3 separate regions of the Homo sapiens genome follow, and all the other regions are linked to region 2. Evidence: chromatin loops called from intact Hi-C (ENCODE). Cell type or tissue: Calu3. All regions are shown on one strand. Links, peaks and the distances in the headings refer to the core of each region. The heading gives the core; the rest is flanking DNA. Region 1 has its middle 220 kb from the start of LINC02485. Region 2 overlaps LINC02462 (long intergenic non-protein coding RNA 2462). Region 3 has its middle 230 kb from the start of LINC02462.

Region 1 (5,579 bases), core at 1,162-3,661, 440 kb before region 2:
TATGTGCTTCACCTTAGATAAAACTAGTAACTTTAAAGTGTATATAAGTAACAGATATTTAAAGATAGTTTACTTATATGAAGCAGACATTCTCTTGCTTGTAAGATGCATGTTGTACTAAAGAGAGCAGGGCTAATGTCGATAAGTTGGGTGGTGGAGCTATCTAGACTACTATCAAATTGTATAACATTAACAAAACCACTTTATCTCTGAATAACAGTTTCCTAATGAAGGTGTATATAATCAGTTGCTTGGTGACCAGATTAATTGAAAATTTGTTAGAAAGTTTTAAAAAAATAAATTGAGAGCAAGAAGTTTTCCTCACATATCTTCTCCTTGAACAGGGAGTTATATTTTAAGTATTCCTCTCCTCCATTGAAGTGGAATGGAATTGTCCTAAGCTGTAGATTAAAAAATGCCTTAGTAGAGAAGTATTCTTTCTCTATTAAAACAGCATGAATTAGTACACATTACCATGCCAAAGGTGGCTATTGAGTCCTAAAAGAATTGACAATCTTTGCAGATATAGGCAGAAAAATTACAATTGCAATCATATCTCAGGCTGCTTTGTGTCCATCTCTACTTTTTTTTTGCTGGACAGATTGCGGATGGAGAGGAGAGACGATCAAGGCACTAACTTGTAGTCAATGCAAGTCATGCTTGTTTTTTCTGTTGTTTCATTTTAAGATTTTACCTTTTTATAATAGAGAACAAATTGGGAACCAATTGAAGCCTGGAGGATTTTGCAAAAAGTTAATGACGTTTTCTGGTTTTGCTTCTTTCTCATCAGATCTCTCACCCTCCTTAAATCATGTATGACCGGAAAAGCAGACATTTAGTGTCATTTGGGTTAAATTTAAGGTACCTGTGCCATACTAGGCACTGTCTGCTCAAGGGGAGAGATGGAGGCCAGGGATAGTTTTCAGTGTGTAAAGTGGAACTTAGTCAAGTTTCTGTGAATAATTGGAGAGGTAGGAATCATTGCTTCAGGTGAACAGATGCAGGTGCTTGCCTTGACAATTGGACTTTTGTCGTTTTTGGCATGCATCATTCTCGGCTAATAACACATTGGCACCTTCAGACTAATCCTGGGCAGTAAAATATGTCATAATGTGTTTTCTTATTTTACACAGACTGAGGATTTTACACTTGGGTAACACAACCACCTGAATGGGTGCATTTGCCAACACTGTGAACTCCAGACACATTTTGTTGAAACAAGTGGTATAAAGCCATGATCTGTGTGGAAATAAGATGGATAAATTATGGCGCAGAATCTCCCTGTAAAATTAAAAAGCACAAAAGACTCCGGTGTTCATTTTTATCTTAGACTAGTTTAAAAGTGGGTATTTTTCACGTTCCGGTTCAAATATAATAGGGACTTAATGAAAGTAAAATGATGACTTATACTTTTTTGAGTACAAAAAAATTACAAAATGTTAACCATGTTTATATTATGAAATATGTTTTATATGAATTTATAACTGTAATATTCAACTATTGAGCCATATTAGAACTATTTTCATCTGCACTCAAACAGTTATGGAAATTAGTCATGGAAGCACCTAGCAACTTTGTCAAAGGGCTAATTGGCACTCTTCTATGGAGATCTACTAGGACCCATATTGTTTCCATTCTCCTTCAGAGAAATAGCAAGTCTTTTAATTAAGAAAGATATGTGATATTCAGATTCTAGTAATTCCCCAACCTATGTGTCTGTAACATTCAGTGTAGATAAAACAAGACTGTGAAATTCTAGCTATCTAGATTAAGTCATGCATTTCTGTGCAAGTTTGAATAATTGATGATTTGAATCTAAACATGTGCAACATAAAAATGGCCTGAACACAGACACAATGTTGAAAATATAATTTCAAAGTCTCCTCATTTTTGAAATATGTAACATTATAACATACAGATATGCATGTGCATATCGTTTTATATGTAATATATGGCATTTTAATATAATTTCATATTTTAGATGTCATGTTATATATATGTATGTAAATATTTGTATGTTTATGACTAAAGGGAATACCATGAAAAATGTAAATAAATATCATCTTTGGGTATTGAGATTATTAGTTTTTTTTTCCTTTTCACAAGATGAACTATTTAAAATAATTAACTGAACTTCCAAAACACCAATAAAGACAACGCAGAACAACATGCACCAAAATATACTTGAAAGTAACAAATCCTATGGGCACAATTTTTGAAATTACAAAACCAAGGTCTCAGGATCAGCACTAAACAGGGCAGAGTTATTCTCTTAGATATGATTTGATCAGCATCTTATAGTGGTAATTTATGTTTAGTATTTATTTATGTTTTTCTGCCTTTTCTTATTCTATGTCTGTTTCTCTCTGTAATTATTAAAAATAAAGGAAGTTTAAAGTTTTTAGGACATATACGCCTTGACCCAACCATACTCTTTTCAAAAATGTTTAATAGGACAGTCTCAGTCAGGTGAGGGCAGCAAAGAGCAGAGAAAAAAGAAAGCCATTTCTCTATCCCTTGGGCAGAGTAGCTAGGGAACTGTTTGAAGCAGGACAAGCTTTGAGAGGAGTGAGGAGCAGAGACCAGGTGTAGGTGTGGCAATGACCCATGCAAGGGGCTTTAATCTCATAAGGATTTTGCACTTCATAGTTTTAGAAATAATAAGGTGGCAGCAACATGCATATTGAGTAAGCATGAAAGTTACTGCACGTGGTTTTCAAGCATCAGAAACCAAAGTCAGGAAAGCAAGATAATTTTAACAAGTCATTCAGACATTGGATGGATCTGCAAGTGCTAGTTTATTTTATCAGTGGTCCTTCAATGTCAGTCTATACTTGTAGATAGATATGTCTAGCCATAGCAAAGCCCTATACAATCCAAGAAAAGGAAAATGAGCATTAAATAGTACCCCATCATTTCAGCTTTTAATGCTGTGCCCCACTTACAGACTCACAGTTTGCCTTCGAGAGTTTCAGAAAAAATAAGAATTGTGTTCAGAAGGGAGGGGGCAACGTAACATTCCTCTATTGAAAACATTATAGTCCTTTTTTAGGGCATGCATTAAAAATGTATCAGTGACCATGACGTTAATAATGATAAGCAAAAAGAAAAAACTCTAAAAATTATTAGCAAAGGAGGCATCCTTAGAGGGACAAACATTTTATAGGCTGCAACTTAAAATTTAAGTGGACTCTCCAGAGGGTAAGGTTTGTTCTCTCTTAATGTAGCAGCATATTTTGTGAGAGAAGAGTATCCTTTAAAGAGCATAGTGGCCATTCTTCTGACTCCCCCAGAATACATATGAAAACATGTACCTAACTTACCTCAAAAAAAATCTGTTATTTTTCTGTTACTATAGTACACCATCGCTTTTGCAAATTACAAGCAGAGTACGTTATAGTTAATAATGACAGTGTATTTTATACCCCACCACCTTCAAAAAAAATCTGATACCTTTCTGTTACTATAGTTCACCATCCCTTTTGCAAACTACAAGCAGAGTAAGTTATAGTTAATAATGAAAGTGTATTTTATACCCAAGGTTACACTAGAGGAGAAAAATATGTTAATTTTTTTAAAAAAACCCACTTACATTCTGAGTTAAGTATTCCAAAAAGAATAACATGCATATTTAAGAAGTGATAAAGCATTGCAGATTATGTCTAAAATATCCATCAAACTTTAGTTTTAATCTTATTTTCATATATTATATGTTAACAGTGCAATTTTTTTTTGTAATAAATCAGCAGGCTCCACTTTTTATGTTTTCTGACAGATTTCAAGCCCCATCCCTCCTTCTTTCCCTCTTGCTCCATTCCTGGGCTAGTCAATAAGAAAGCCCAGGTGCTCCCTCATTTGGCATAGGTGGGAAGTACAAATCATGGAAATCGTGTAAGCTCCCATCTCTATCCAAAATCACCATAAAATCTCACTTACTCTCACTTTGTCTCCCAAGCCATGTTTGAACCTGCTTGGGAGCTTTCTCTGCTTTCCACAGATAGCACCATTACATGAATAAAAGTCATCTTCATATCCTCTTGGTGCTGTGTGTCATCATCTGTCTTGACATCCAAATCAAATTTGGGTTGATGGGCTTATCCTTCTTCCATGGCATGATGGTTAATTTTTATAAATCAACTTGACTGGGTTAAGGGATGCCCAGATAGCTGACAGTTTTTTTTCTGGATCTTTCTGTCAAGGTGTTTCTATAGGAGATTAGCAATTGAATCAGTAGATCAAGTAAAAAAGATCCCTCACTATTGTGGGTGGGCTTTATCCCATCCTTTGAGGGCTCAAACACAAAAAAGAAAAAAAAAAGACAGACGAATGACCAATTTACTACTCTCTCTGTTTGAGCTGAGACATCCATTTTTCTTGGCTCTCAACCATAGGTGCCCTTGGTTCTTGGGCATTTGGAATGAAACCAGGATTCACAACCCAAGCCCCTAATCCTCAGGTCTTCCAGCTACATCACTGGCTTTTCTGGTTCTTCAGTTGTGCTCATGGCACATCATGACACTTCTTGGCTTCCATAACCATGTGAGCCATTTTCCATTAAAAACCTCCTTAAATATATCTCTCTATCTACCAGCTATCATCTATCTATCTAACTATCTATCCATCTATCTATCGTCTCCTATTGGTTCTTTTTCTCTGGATATCCCTAATACACTTAGTGTGACTGCAGTATATTCTTTTCAGTGGACATGTTTGTTTCATTTAATGCTGTTTAGATTTTCCTAAGATATTTTAATAATACTTTGCAAGCATCATTATTTTAAGATATGATTTTTAAGAAGAAATTTGGAATTATTAGCTAATTGCCTTCTCTTAGCTTTTGAGATTATTTGCTCTTGCTTCTCTAGTTCTTTTATTTGTGATGTTAAAGTGTCAATTTTAGATCTTTCCTGCTTTCTCCTGTGGGCATTTAGTGCTATAAATTTCCCTCTACACACTGCTTTAAATGTGTCCCAGAGATTCTGGTACGTTGTATCTTTGTTCTCATTGGTTTCAAAGAACATCTTTATTTCTGCCTTCATTTTGTTATGTACCCAGTAGTCATTCAGGAGCAGATTGTTCAGTTTCCATGTAGTTGAACAGTTTTGAGTGAGTTTCTTAATCCTGAGTTCTAGTTTGATTGCACTGTGGTCTAAGAGACAGTTTGTTATAGTTTCTGTTCTTTTACATTTGCTGAGGAGTGCTTTACTTCCAAATATGTGGTCAATTTTGGAATAAGTGCAAGGTGGTGCTGAGAAGAATGTATATTCTGTTGATTTGAGGGGGAGAGTTCTATAGATGTCTATTAGGTCTGCTTGGTGCAGAGCTGAGTTTAATTCCTGGATATCCTTGTTAACTTTCTGTCTCATTGATCTGTCTAATGTTGACAGTGGGGTGTTAAAGTCTGCCATTATTATTGTGTGGGAGTCTAAGTCTCTTTGTAGGTCTCTAAGGACTTGTTTATGAATCTGGGTGCTCCTGTATTGGGTGTATATATATTTAGGATAGTTAGCTCTTCTTGTTGAATTGATCCCTTTACCATTATGTAATGGCCTTCTTTGTGCCTTTTGATTTTTGTTGGT
Region 2 (5,579 bases), core at 1,149-3,648:
TGGGAGGTTGAGGCAGGTGGATCATTTGAGGTCAGGAGTTCGAGACCAGCCTGGCCAACATGGTGAGACCCCCATCTCTACTAAAATTACAAACATTAGCTAGGTGTGGTGGTGCATGCTTATAATTCCAGCTACTGGAGAGGCTGAGGCAGGAGAATCACTTGAACCTGGGAGAAGGAGGTGGCAGTGAGCCGAGATCATGCCACTGTACTCCATCCTGGGAAACAGAGTGAGACTCTGTCTAAAAATAAAGAAAATAATAAAAGAGATGTATTCTGATATTAAATAGTGTGTTCTTTAAAGTGTTTATTGAGCTTTGTCATACTGTCTGAAAGCATTTAGGAAAGAAATCTTTTCTCATATTTTAAGAGAGAGAGTTTTTTTGGCAATGGAATATATTTAACATATTTAACAATAAGCAATAAAATAGAACCTTTTTGACAGAGATATTAAACGTTAAGTTTGAGTCACTTTGTGTCATTGAACACTTAATTAAGAAGAGAGCTCAGGCCAGCTATTCTTGGAAAGTTGTAGGTGTGACTCATGAAGCAGAGTTAAGGATGAAAGGAAGCCATTTCTTTTAAAAAAAGTTGATGTTTGTAACAGTTTAAAAATTTTCTTTGTTTCTTTTATCTCTCTCTCTTTCTCTTTTTCTTTCTTTCTTTCCTTCTTTCCTTCTTTCTTTCTTTCTCCTTTCTTTCTTTCTTTCTTTCTTTCTTTCTTTCTTTCTTTCTTTCTTTCTTTCTTTCTTTCTTTCTTTCTTTCTTCTTTCCCTTCCGTCCTTCTCTCTCTTTCTCTTTCCCTTCCTTCCTTCCTTCTCTCTCTTTCTTTCTTTCTGTCTTCCTTCCTTCCTTCCTTCCTTTCCTTCCTTCTTCCCTTTCTTTCTTTCCTCTTTCTTCTCTCACCTTCCCTCTTTTTTAAAAAAACATTTTAACAGTTCTTAATTTTCTAAATTTGAGACAAGTACTATTGATAAAATACAGCAATTACTGTTTTTCAAGTAGCCGTTGCGAAAAACTTGAAATTGACTATACATATATGAAAATTAGTCCTAATATTTTCATACTGTTTTACTTTAGTTAATTTATGTCAGTTTTTATCACTTATTTTTGAATTTCATTGCTGTTCACAGTTTCATAGAAAATGATGCTATGACTTCTCAGTCAAATACATGATTATTGAATATATGTAGAGGCACAGAAATAAAGTAACAGAATGTAATTTGATGTATCAGTAAAGAAAATACCTGCCAAGGAAGAAGAGCTACAATTCCATATTTACTTGCAAAACAGCAATGTGTTTCACAAGACTTACAAAGAGAGGTGCTGAGAAGTAGCTGAAGCTCTGGTATGTTTTGTTACTGAGATAACTGTAAGTGGATTGGCTAGAACAGTGAGGCAATGAAACTGGAGGCAGAAAGATAGAAAAACTCCCTGGAAACTTTAGAAAGAAATTTCAAAGCAACAATATGCTGGAGTGAGGGATCTTGTGAAAGCATCACTAAGACATTGTGTTATTGCTTAGTTGGCAATATTAGAATTATTTTGTGGTGGTACCTATGAGAGTGAGTCATCTCTTAATTGGGGGCAGCTTAGATTTGATTAAGTATATAATAGTAATTATTATACATTGCATTTTTAAAAGTCTCTATTTCTTGCGTCCATATTTTGAATATTTTTGGTATAATAAATCTGTACCTGTAACATTGATTCAATACTCTAATTAACTTTGTCTTTCCTTCAAATCACTAATCACCTAAACTGAAGTACCATATCTTTCTCTTTATATTTTATAAAGGGAACAATTTTAACCATATGTATAAAGATAAAATTAATTAGGGTATATGTAATAGACATTAATATAATCTATCTTCCATTTTATTTGGTATGTGCAGAAATATGAACTGAGGAAGAGCTTTATACTTAACTTTTTCCCTGTATCTAAATGGTAGCAGTCGGTTCAAATGACCAATGGACATGTCTGAGTTTTTTAGATGGTATGGTAAATTATTATTTTAGTACATTTTATTTGAAAATCATTTTCGTCAAAATTATATTGAATAAGCTATCAGCAATGATTAAGTGAAAGGAATATTGGCAGTAAAAGGAAAGAAAGTTCAGGCACATTTTAGAGAAACAATATATGTTAGATTTAATAGAGTATAGGGAATTGTGTGATTTTTGAGTTTATGAAATACTTATTATATTTTATTTAAAACCTAAAATAAGGTTCCACCATCTATATGTTTCTGCTTTAGATGTTTAACAAACACAGGAAATGAACAGCAATGAACACCTTTTCTGTTGGTTAACTGAAACAATGGCTGGATTTAGAATCAGAGTGCTTGGGTGTTAGTTTTTCTTTGTCATGTTTGATTTTGCCTCTCTTACTACCCTGAGATCTCAACTCTGATGTGGATTTAATAAGGAAAACAGTACTGACCTCATAAGGCTATTGTCAAGATCAGAATAGGGCAACGTGTGCAAAGGGGCTTTGTGAACTTTATCAAACAATTACAAGAGAGATGTTGACCTGTGACAACCATGAAGTCGTTAATGTAGTTGTTGTTGCTGCCACCAAGTGGCTGGAGGGTAAGGAAGAGGAAAGGATAAGGGACAGACAAGATTCAGAAATGTTGAGCCTTATGTGCTATCCTAAATAATTTGGATTTTATCCATAGGACAAGGAAAAGCTACCAAAAAGTTTTAAGTGGAGGATTAATATAGTGTGATTTGCTTAAAAAAAACAAAAACTTTACATGACTTACTGATGTTATTGGGATATTTGCAACTACCCGTCTGAACTGGATTTCTCTAATACAAAATAAAGGTAGAAAAGTTTAGTGTCAGCAAAGAACAATTGAGAACAGCTCTGCCAGTGAAATAAAGATTCGGATTTATCAAAGGAAACTCAAACTAATTTTTTAAATGTGCCCAATTGTATACATGGAACACTACCTATTTGCATTATCCTAATTTTAAACTAGGAGATTTTTAGAAATCAATGAGTGTATCTAATAAACAAGATTTAGAAAAGCAGTTACATCTTTATTTTCATATCTATATACGTATTTATTTTTATCACAGAAATAAGTTTAAATTTTATTGCCTTTTGTTGGTAAATGACTAAGTTAAATGGCCATGTTACAATATCCTAAAGATGCTTCAAACTATGCTCTATGGGGTAACTTATAAAAGGCCCAGGGCTATCTCTAGCATTTGGAAATATCTTGAAATGTTTATTAATGGCCTCATAAACCATGTTCATCCTGTTTTTCTGCTGAATTCTTGGCAATTGGAAAAAAGACACTCATTTCATTGCTAGATGTGATCACAGAGGATTCTAAAAGCATATACCTTGCTAAATTCTGATACATACATATGAATTATGAATTTTTAAATCATCAACAAAGATCAGTGTACAGAATTGACTATAAATCACTCTCTCTGGGATTGAGAATACATAATTTTTATGTCCACAGGTAAAGGAAATTTTAAAATGAAATCAGTGGCAATGTTTGAATATGTTGTCAGCATTTGTTTATTTAGAAATTGAAAATCAAATTTATATAATCATCATCTCTTCTAATGAGATGAAAGGCTGTTTTTACATTTTACTGAAACTAAAAAACATAGACATGTGTAGATAGAAAGAATATTGATACTTTATTCCTATTCTAGTTGCATGGATAGCTACATCACATATAGGCAATTAATTAAGTAATTAAATAATTATTCACTTTATTTTTAACAACTATTTTTGGCTATGGAGCGAGATACTATGGATGCAACATTGAGCAAAAGTAGACATGGTCCCACCAGTATCACGACAAGGTCTACACTTAATGGCGCAGCAAATTTGGAGAACATTTTTGAAAATTTTTTCAATCGTTTATGAATTACTACACAAATGACAGATGTGGTTAGAATCTCAGAAGACTAGAAACATCATAAGCATAGTGATGCGTTAATTAGAGTTCTCATATGTAAATAATAGTATTTCAGTTTCTAGGGAGAAAATAGTAATTTTTATGAAGACTGCATTCAGTCTATAGATCAATTTTGGGAAAATTGACATCTGAACAATATAGTCTCATGCAATGTATTGACATGATATATTTATATATTTCTCCATTTATTTAGGTGTTTTTAATTTCTCTCAACTATGTTTGGTACTGTTAATTTTACAGGTGTTATACTTATTTTGTTAAAATTACTACAAATTATTCCATGTTTAATGATGGTATTACTTTTAAATTTTATTTACGCACTCTTTTTTTTTGCTAATATATAGAAATTCAATTGCTTTTGCATATCAATCTGGTATCCAATAATCTTTCCAAACTCACTGGCTATTTCTAGGATATTTTTGTAATTTTAAGGATTTTTAAAAATAGATGATTAAGATATTTGTGCATGTAAATATTACTCAATCATTTCTAGTTTGTATATTTTATTTATTTTTCTTGAATCACTTCTCTACCCCAGCAACTTCATTTTAATCCTTTCTTTTCCCTAATATTTTCCCAATATTCTTGCCTTCCCCAATAGAGAGGAAAAGAATTCAGTCTTTCAACTATGTATTTTGTTTACTCTTGGATTTTAGTAGATGTTTTATATAAGATTTCATGTGGCAGAAATCCAAGATTTCCAGGATGATCTCCACACCTTAATGTTATAACCAATACAATCTTTTTTTTTTTTTTTTTTTTTGAGCATAGGCAGGACTTGTGGCTTGCCTCTAATTAATGGAATATGGCATAGATGATGGGATATCACAACCATGATTGGGTTATAATGTATTAGTCCCTCTTACTTATAAATGGTAGAAGCTTTCCAATGGACCTTGCAAAGGCAAGGTGCTATGACAGACAGACAGGGCCACATGTCAGGCAAGCAAGAGTGACCTGTAGGATCTGACAGCCTCAGTCCCAGACTGTAAGAAACTGAAATCTGCCATAACAACATGAATTTGAAAGAGAACCCTGAGCTCCAGAATACACAACTGAAACCTTGATTGAAGCTTTATGAGATACTGAGCAGGGGACTCAACTAAGTTGTGTACAGACATCTGACCCATAGACACTTTGATATAATAATTGGTGTTCTTTTAAGCTGCTAAGCTTGTGATAATTTCCCACACAGCAATAGAAACTAAATATACAGATAAAATATTTTTTCTTGTATTCTCTTTTTAAAAATTAATTTTGGAGATTATTTTCAATTTTCTGAAATATTTTGTATGGGATTATATTATTTATTGTTTAAATATTTGAAATGAATAACCAGTAATGCCTCTGGGTCTAGATTTTTCTTTGTTGGAAGGTTTTCTGCTACTAATACAATTAAAATCTAGAAAAATCAGCATTTTAATTAATGGTGTTGGTAATTTGTGTTCTTACTCTTTTTTCTTTTATTGCAATAGCTAGATAATGAACAATTTGGCTGATGTGTTCAAAGAATTTGCTTTTGGTTTTATCAAATTTTTCCCCATTATTGTCACTTTTCTGTCATCAATGTCTGCTCTTTTTTTATTATTACCTTACTTTTACTCACTTTGGGCTTAATTACTACTTGTTT
Region 3 (5,579 bases), core at 1,017-3,516, 180 kb before region 2:
TACTCTATTTTATGTTTTGAAACACTTTTTTTTTTTTTTTTTTTTTGAGATAGAGTCTTGCTGTCACCCAGGCTAGAGTGCAGTGGTGTGATCTTGGCTCACTGCAACCTCCGCCTCCCAAATTCAAGCAATTCTCCTGCTTCAGCCCCCCGAGTAGCCAGGATTACAGGCACCCACCACCGCATCTGACTAATTTTTGTACTTTTAGTAGAGACGGGGTTTCACCATCTTGGCCAGGCTGGTCTTGAACTCCCGACCTCGTGATCCACCTGCCTCGGCCTCCCAAAGTGCTGGGATTACAGGCATAAGCCACCACGCCCAGGTTTTAAAATCCTTTCTAAACCACGTGTAAGAACTTGATATATTTTCCAAAAATAATTCTATATTCAAATATACAAAATACTTCAATAAGGAATATTTATAACGCTGTTTAAATGACACAAATATTGACTAATACATATTTTTTCAGAATACTTCTTTGAAGATTGTTTTCTCAGCGTAGCTAAAATTTACATGCAACGTTGGCATGCAGAAAGTTTAATGGCTAAAATAATTTAGTCATCACTTAGAATACATCTTAGCATGTATTTCTGGTAAGAATTACATATATTTTTGTGGATACTGTAGCTTTATGAGGGTATTCAAATTTATTGGGAAGTTCCCATTTTGAATTGGTGGAGGCTGAATTTATACAGAACAAAGCAAGTAAAATATGTAACTATCTAGTTTATAGATAGAAACAAATTGATAATATACAAGTCAGAATACTCATTCACGTCTCTGATGACCAAACTGCCGATATCATCACTAATCATCACTAATTCTCCTTTTCATTTTGTGGTGTTTATTTATTAATAGGAACACTTCCATTTTGAAACTTCCTTGAAGGAATTGATTCTCTTTAAAAGAAAAAAAAAAGAAAGAAAAGAAAACCTTAGAACTAGTATTTCCCTGGAGTATCCCATATCACTTTTCCTCTCACAGAGGAAACTCAACTCACAGAGTTTCTGATTAGAAAAAATTCTGTGAGATTTCCCTGTAGAGAAAGACCCTGCCTTGGGGAAAAGTCCCAAGTCAATGTGAGAAGCCACAAGGAAGAGAGCGTTCTCTCTAGAAATTTAAATCAGTCTTCAGGGGGAAAAAATGGAAAGGCTCACTCTATTTGACACAGAAATTTATAACAAAAGGGAAAGCTAATTCTTAAGAGACTTTGCATTTATATGTTCATTTCTAGCATTATTAAGGACATTTTTTTAAAAGAAGAAAGAACAATTATGAAATTTTAATTGCTGTTTTAAGAGATTGTGGCTAAAGATATAAAGAAAATATATTATGAGTTTATTCTTTCATTTTAAATAATTGAATTGAAAAACAATCAAATTATATAATAAAATCAGGGAATTCAGTTTTGTTAAATGAAAACATTATGGAATATATATTTTAAACAGAATATTCACTTTTATTTTAATATTTACTGCTATAATCCATGAACATAATTAATAATTTTGTTACTCTTAGGGTCTAGTGCCTTGATCTGGATAATGAATCATTTATAAAGAAGTAAACCCCAGGGAAGTATGTGTAAATCATTTCTCTACTCCATGCCTAAAGTGGTTTAGACATTTTACATTAGAATATATTCCTGGTGGGTTACATAAATTCCTGTGGGTATATTAGCCTCCAGGTAGACTTGACTGACCCTATGCCCTTTTTAATTGGAATGAGAAAATAAATTACAATAATTTTTAAATTCTAAAAATCAGGTCAGGTGCGGTGGCTCATGCCTGTAATCCCAGCGCTTCAGGAGGCCGAGGCAGGTGGATCACGTGAGGTCAGGAGTTCGAAACCAGCCTGACCCACATGGTAAAACGTCGTCTTTACTAAAAATACAAAAGTTAGCTGAGCATGGTGGCGGGCGCCTGTAATCCCAGCTATAGGGAGGCCGAGGCAGGAGAATCACTTGAACCAGGGAGGCAGAGGTTGCAGTGAGCTGAGACCACACCACTGCACTCCAGCCTGGGCAACAAGAGCAAAACTCCATCTCAGAATAAATGAATGAATGAAATTTTTAAAATCAAAAGACTAATGGGTACTTCAAAAGCATCCAGAAATCACATAATACTTATTTGTATAACCTTGATTTTCTCTTAATTTGACAAGAAAATAGAAAAATGAATCAGACTTTCCTCCAGCTTGTTTTTTTTTTTTTTTCCAGGAGGGTAAGAGGACAGTTCTATCATGGCTGGGATAGCCAAAATTTGCAAAGGCATTCTATGATTCCATTGTGCAAAAGCCAATACTAGAGCCAAAGTGTGTGGGCAATGGAATGATACCGTAAGTGACCATGTGAACCATGTAAATATCTCCCAAGTTCTCCGTACCAGAAATTTATCAAACTTTCCTTAATTTATAGCTGAAAATATTGGTAATCAATACAAGGCCATAAACACTAGGGAGTGCTGTTGGGATGGAAAGTTACAGTGGAAATAGATGAAAATCTTATGCATTTGGTATTAAAATCATCTTACTTTTGTAACTCTTACTGATAAAAAAAAAGGTAGCCATATAAGCATATTGCAAGGAAAGAACATTGAACCTTAATTTTTGTTAGCTTCAAAGTAATCTAGCTTATTACTGTAGCTATATTGATTAGAACATTTTGGAAAAATTCCTAAACACAGGCTGTCCTATAAACTGAATGATAGTTACAGAAAACAACTATCCTGGAAAATCTGGGATTGCCTTGGTTGACAAATAATTCTCCATATATCTCTCCGTGTACCTCTATATGCTTTACTATTTGTTATAACCTTAAATTTTTGTTTTGAAAAGTTTTGATTTGAAAATAAGTTCAGTACATGATAATTTCTATAATAAGCTATCAAATAAACAAAAAGAGTTGCTTTCAAATTTGGGTATCTTTTCAATTATTTCTCATACATATACAAGCTTATATAAAGATTAATGCATTATCAATATCAATAAATGTAAAGATACAGGAATTATGATAGATCCAAACTACATACAGCCATATTGGTAGCAATACAAATAGGGAATAAGTAAATTACAGTCATAATGTTTTAGAATCTTTCCTTTGTACTAAGTATCCTTATTTTAGACAGCAGTTTCTTTTCTGCCATTTTGGTTTTGTTGATGTAATCTTTTAGGTCACATTCTAAACATACCAAGAATACTGCCAGGTAATAATGGCAATTACAATGCCTAGAAATTTTACCCTACCAGTAGGTAGTGTTAAAAATCCTAATATATTTTTGAATAAGTGAATATATTTGATGGATTTTGTAGATTTAAGATCATTTTTAAGAGTCATCAAATTGATTTTATTAAAATTTCAATTCTCAGCATGGCTGGAGGTAATGGATTACTCAGAAATTTATCCTGCAATTACCTCAAGTTCAGGATAATGATATCCTTGCCAGATGCAAGACTCTTCCAAATTTTTTTTTTGATATGTTAACTTCTAATAATTTCCAATGATCTTTACCATATTATTTTAAAATTTAAGTATCAACAGTTTTCCCTAAATTGATTATACTACAAATATATCAAAACTATTTCAATAGTTCACAAATGCAATAAACTATAAAATAAAAAATACCCTTGTCATGACCATTTTAACTACCTAGAAGTAAATATTGTTATTTGTGTCCTGTTTATTCTGCTAGTTGTATTTCTCACACTTTGAAATTTAAAATAAATGAAACTATGTAAACTTTTTGACACTTTGATTTGTTTCACTTATATTAGAGATATTTTTATCTCAGTAATTTTGGTGATTTTTATAAGAACATGTATCCTGGCCGGGCATGATGTCTCATGCCTGTAATCCCAGCACTTTGGGAGGCAGAGGCAGGCGGATCAACTGAGGTCAGGAGTTCGAGACCAGTCTGACCAATATGATGAAATCCCATCTCTACTAAAAATACAAAAATTAGGCAGGCATGGTGGCATGAGCCTGTAATCCCAGCTACTCAGGAGGCTGAACCAGAAGAATCGCTTGTACTGAAGAGGTGGAGGTTGCAGTGAGTTAAGATCGCACCATTGCACTCCAGCCTGGGCAACAAGAGTGAAAATTCGTCTCAAATAATTAAAAAAGAAAATGTATCCCATTGTACAATGTAAAACAAGAAAAATGTATCCCATTGTACAATGTAAAACAAGAAAAATGTATCCCATTGTACAATGTAACATAGGAAAAAGTGTTTTCAATATTACACAGTATATTGCATCTTTCAAACCTACTCATTCATAAATAAGAATTTACTTTGCTGATTGCTATTTCCCATATTTGAGTATAATATCTGAAAGCACATTTGCTCTCTGCTTTTTAGTTTTCCTTCACTTTCTGCCATAAAATTTCCCCAGTCCAGTAATCTAGTAGTCTTCATAGAAAAACACAATAGCATTTCTTTATTTATAGATTTTCTTTAATTTATAAATGACCTTTTTAATTGAGGCACCTCTTTAGATCCCTTATATTTTGACATTGGAAGCTAGAGTCTCTCACAAAACTAGTAAATTGGCAATTTATGTTGTACTATTTAAAGGAAATAATTCACCAGTTCAGAAAAGTCAATATAAAAAGTTATTTTACATGGTATAAAATATTGATACCCTTGATGTGGTGTTGCTGTGTGACCCCCAGCCAAATCTCATCTCAAATTGTAATCCCCATGTGTTGAGGGAGAGACTTGGTGGGAGGTGATTGGATAATGATGGCAGTTTTCTCCATACTGTTCTCATGATTGTGAGTTTATTCTCAAGAGATCTGATGGATTAAAAGTCTGTGGCAGTTTCCCCCTCATTCTCTCTCTCTCATCTCCATGTAAGAAGTTGCTTGCTTCTCCATCACTTTGTGCCATAATTGTAAGTTTCCTGAGGCCTCCCCAGCCATACAGAACTGTAAGTCAATGAAACCTCTTTTGTTTATAAATTATCCAGTCTCAGATAGTTATTTATAGCAGTGTGAAATGAACTAATACAATCCCCATAATCAAAATGTGTCCAAGAATTTTCAGGTCGCACTTACACACATGAACATTAATTGAAAATTAAAAGTTTCATTACCTTTTTGAATATTTATCCCACATAAAACATGCAGTGATATGAGATTCAATTTCTCAAAGTCACAAATTTTGACTTAATTTGATCTAAGAATGAAGAAATAAATTTATAACTACTTCAAATTCCATTCTTAAACATAAATACTAATGTTTAAGTATTAGTACCAATATAGAATATATATAAAATATACCATACCAGACTTCATTATTATTTAGCTTCATGTTCTAGTTACATTTTCCATAAAGGAAGGAAACCTCCTATAGGATGGTATGATACAGTGGTTACCAATATGAATTTCATATCACACAAATTTATGTTTAAATTGCCAATTCAATACTTAAGTGTTTGCATCTATAAATAATACAATAATTTCAACTTATTATGGCCGCTAAGATTAAAAGAGATAATATATTATATAAAAGAAAGCACTCAATCCATGACAAATATTTTTAAATGGCTCAGGTTTATCTATAGATTTATTAAAAACTTTGTCA

The links. A loop is a pair of places that touch in the nucleus more often than their neighbours do. Peaks named below come from ENCODE experiments on the same cell type or tissue, not always from the same donor. Only the 100,000 strongest peaks of a DNase experiment are listed, where the experiment ranks them.
Region 1: a loop joins it to region 2, with 9 times the contacts of the local background. A loop is called at or near these places in 8 of 110 quality-filtered maps.
Region 3: a loop joins it to region 2, with 7 times the contacts of the local background. A loop is called at or near these places in 2 of 110 quality-filtered maps.

The regions. Positions count from the first base shown.
Region 1 is chr4:134,903,523-134,909,101 of GRCh38, reverse strand. No RefSeq gene overlaps it. Among named protein-coding and RNA genes, the nearest start is that of LINC02485, 220 kb to the left of the region's middle. In Calu3, for the core only: no CTCF peak of the experiment used is centred there; no DNase peak of the experiment used is centred there.
Region 2 is chr4:134,467,714-134,473,292 of GRCh38, reverse strand. All of the region lies in intron 3 of LINC02462 (long intergenic non-protein coding RNA 2462), which reads right to left. Among named protein-coding and RNA genes, the nearest start is that of LINC02462, 47 kb to the right of the region's middle. In Calu3, for the core only: no CTCF peak of the experiment used is centred there; a DNase peak (open chromatin) is centred at 2,562.
Region 3 is chr4:134,647,528-134,653,106 of GRCh38, reverse strand. No RefSeq gene overlaps it. Among named protein-coding and RNA genes, the nearest start is that of LINC02462, 230 kb to the right of the region's middle. In Calu3, for the core only: no CTCF peak of the experiment used is centred there; no DNase peak of the experiment used is centred there.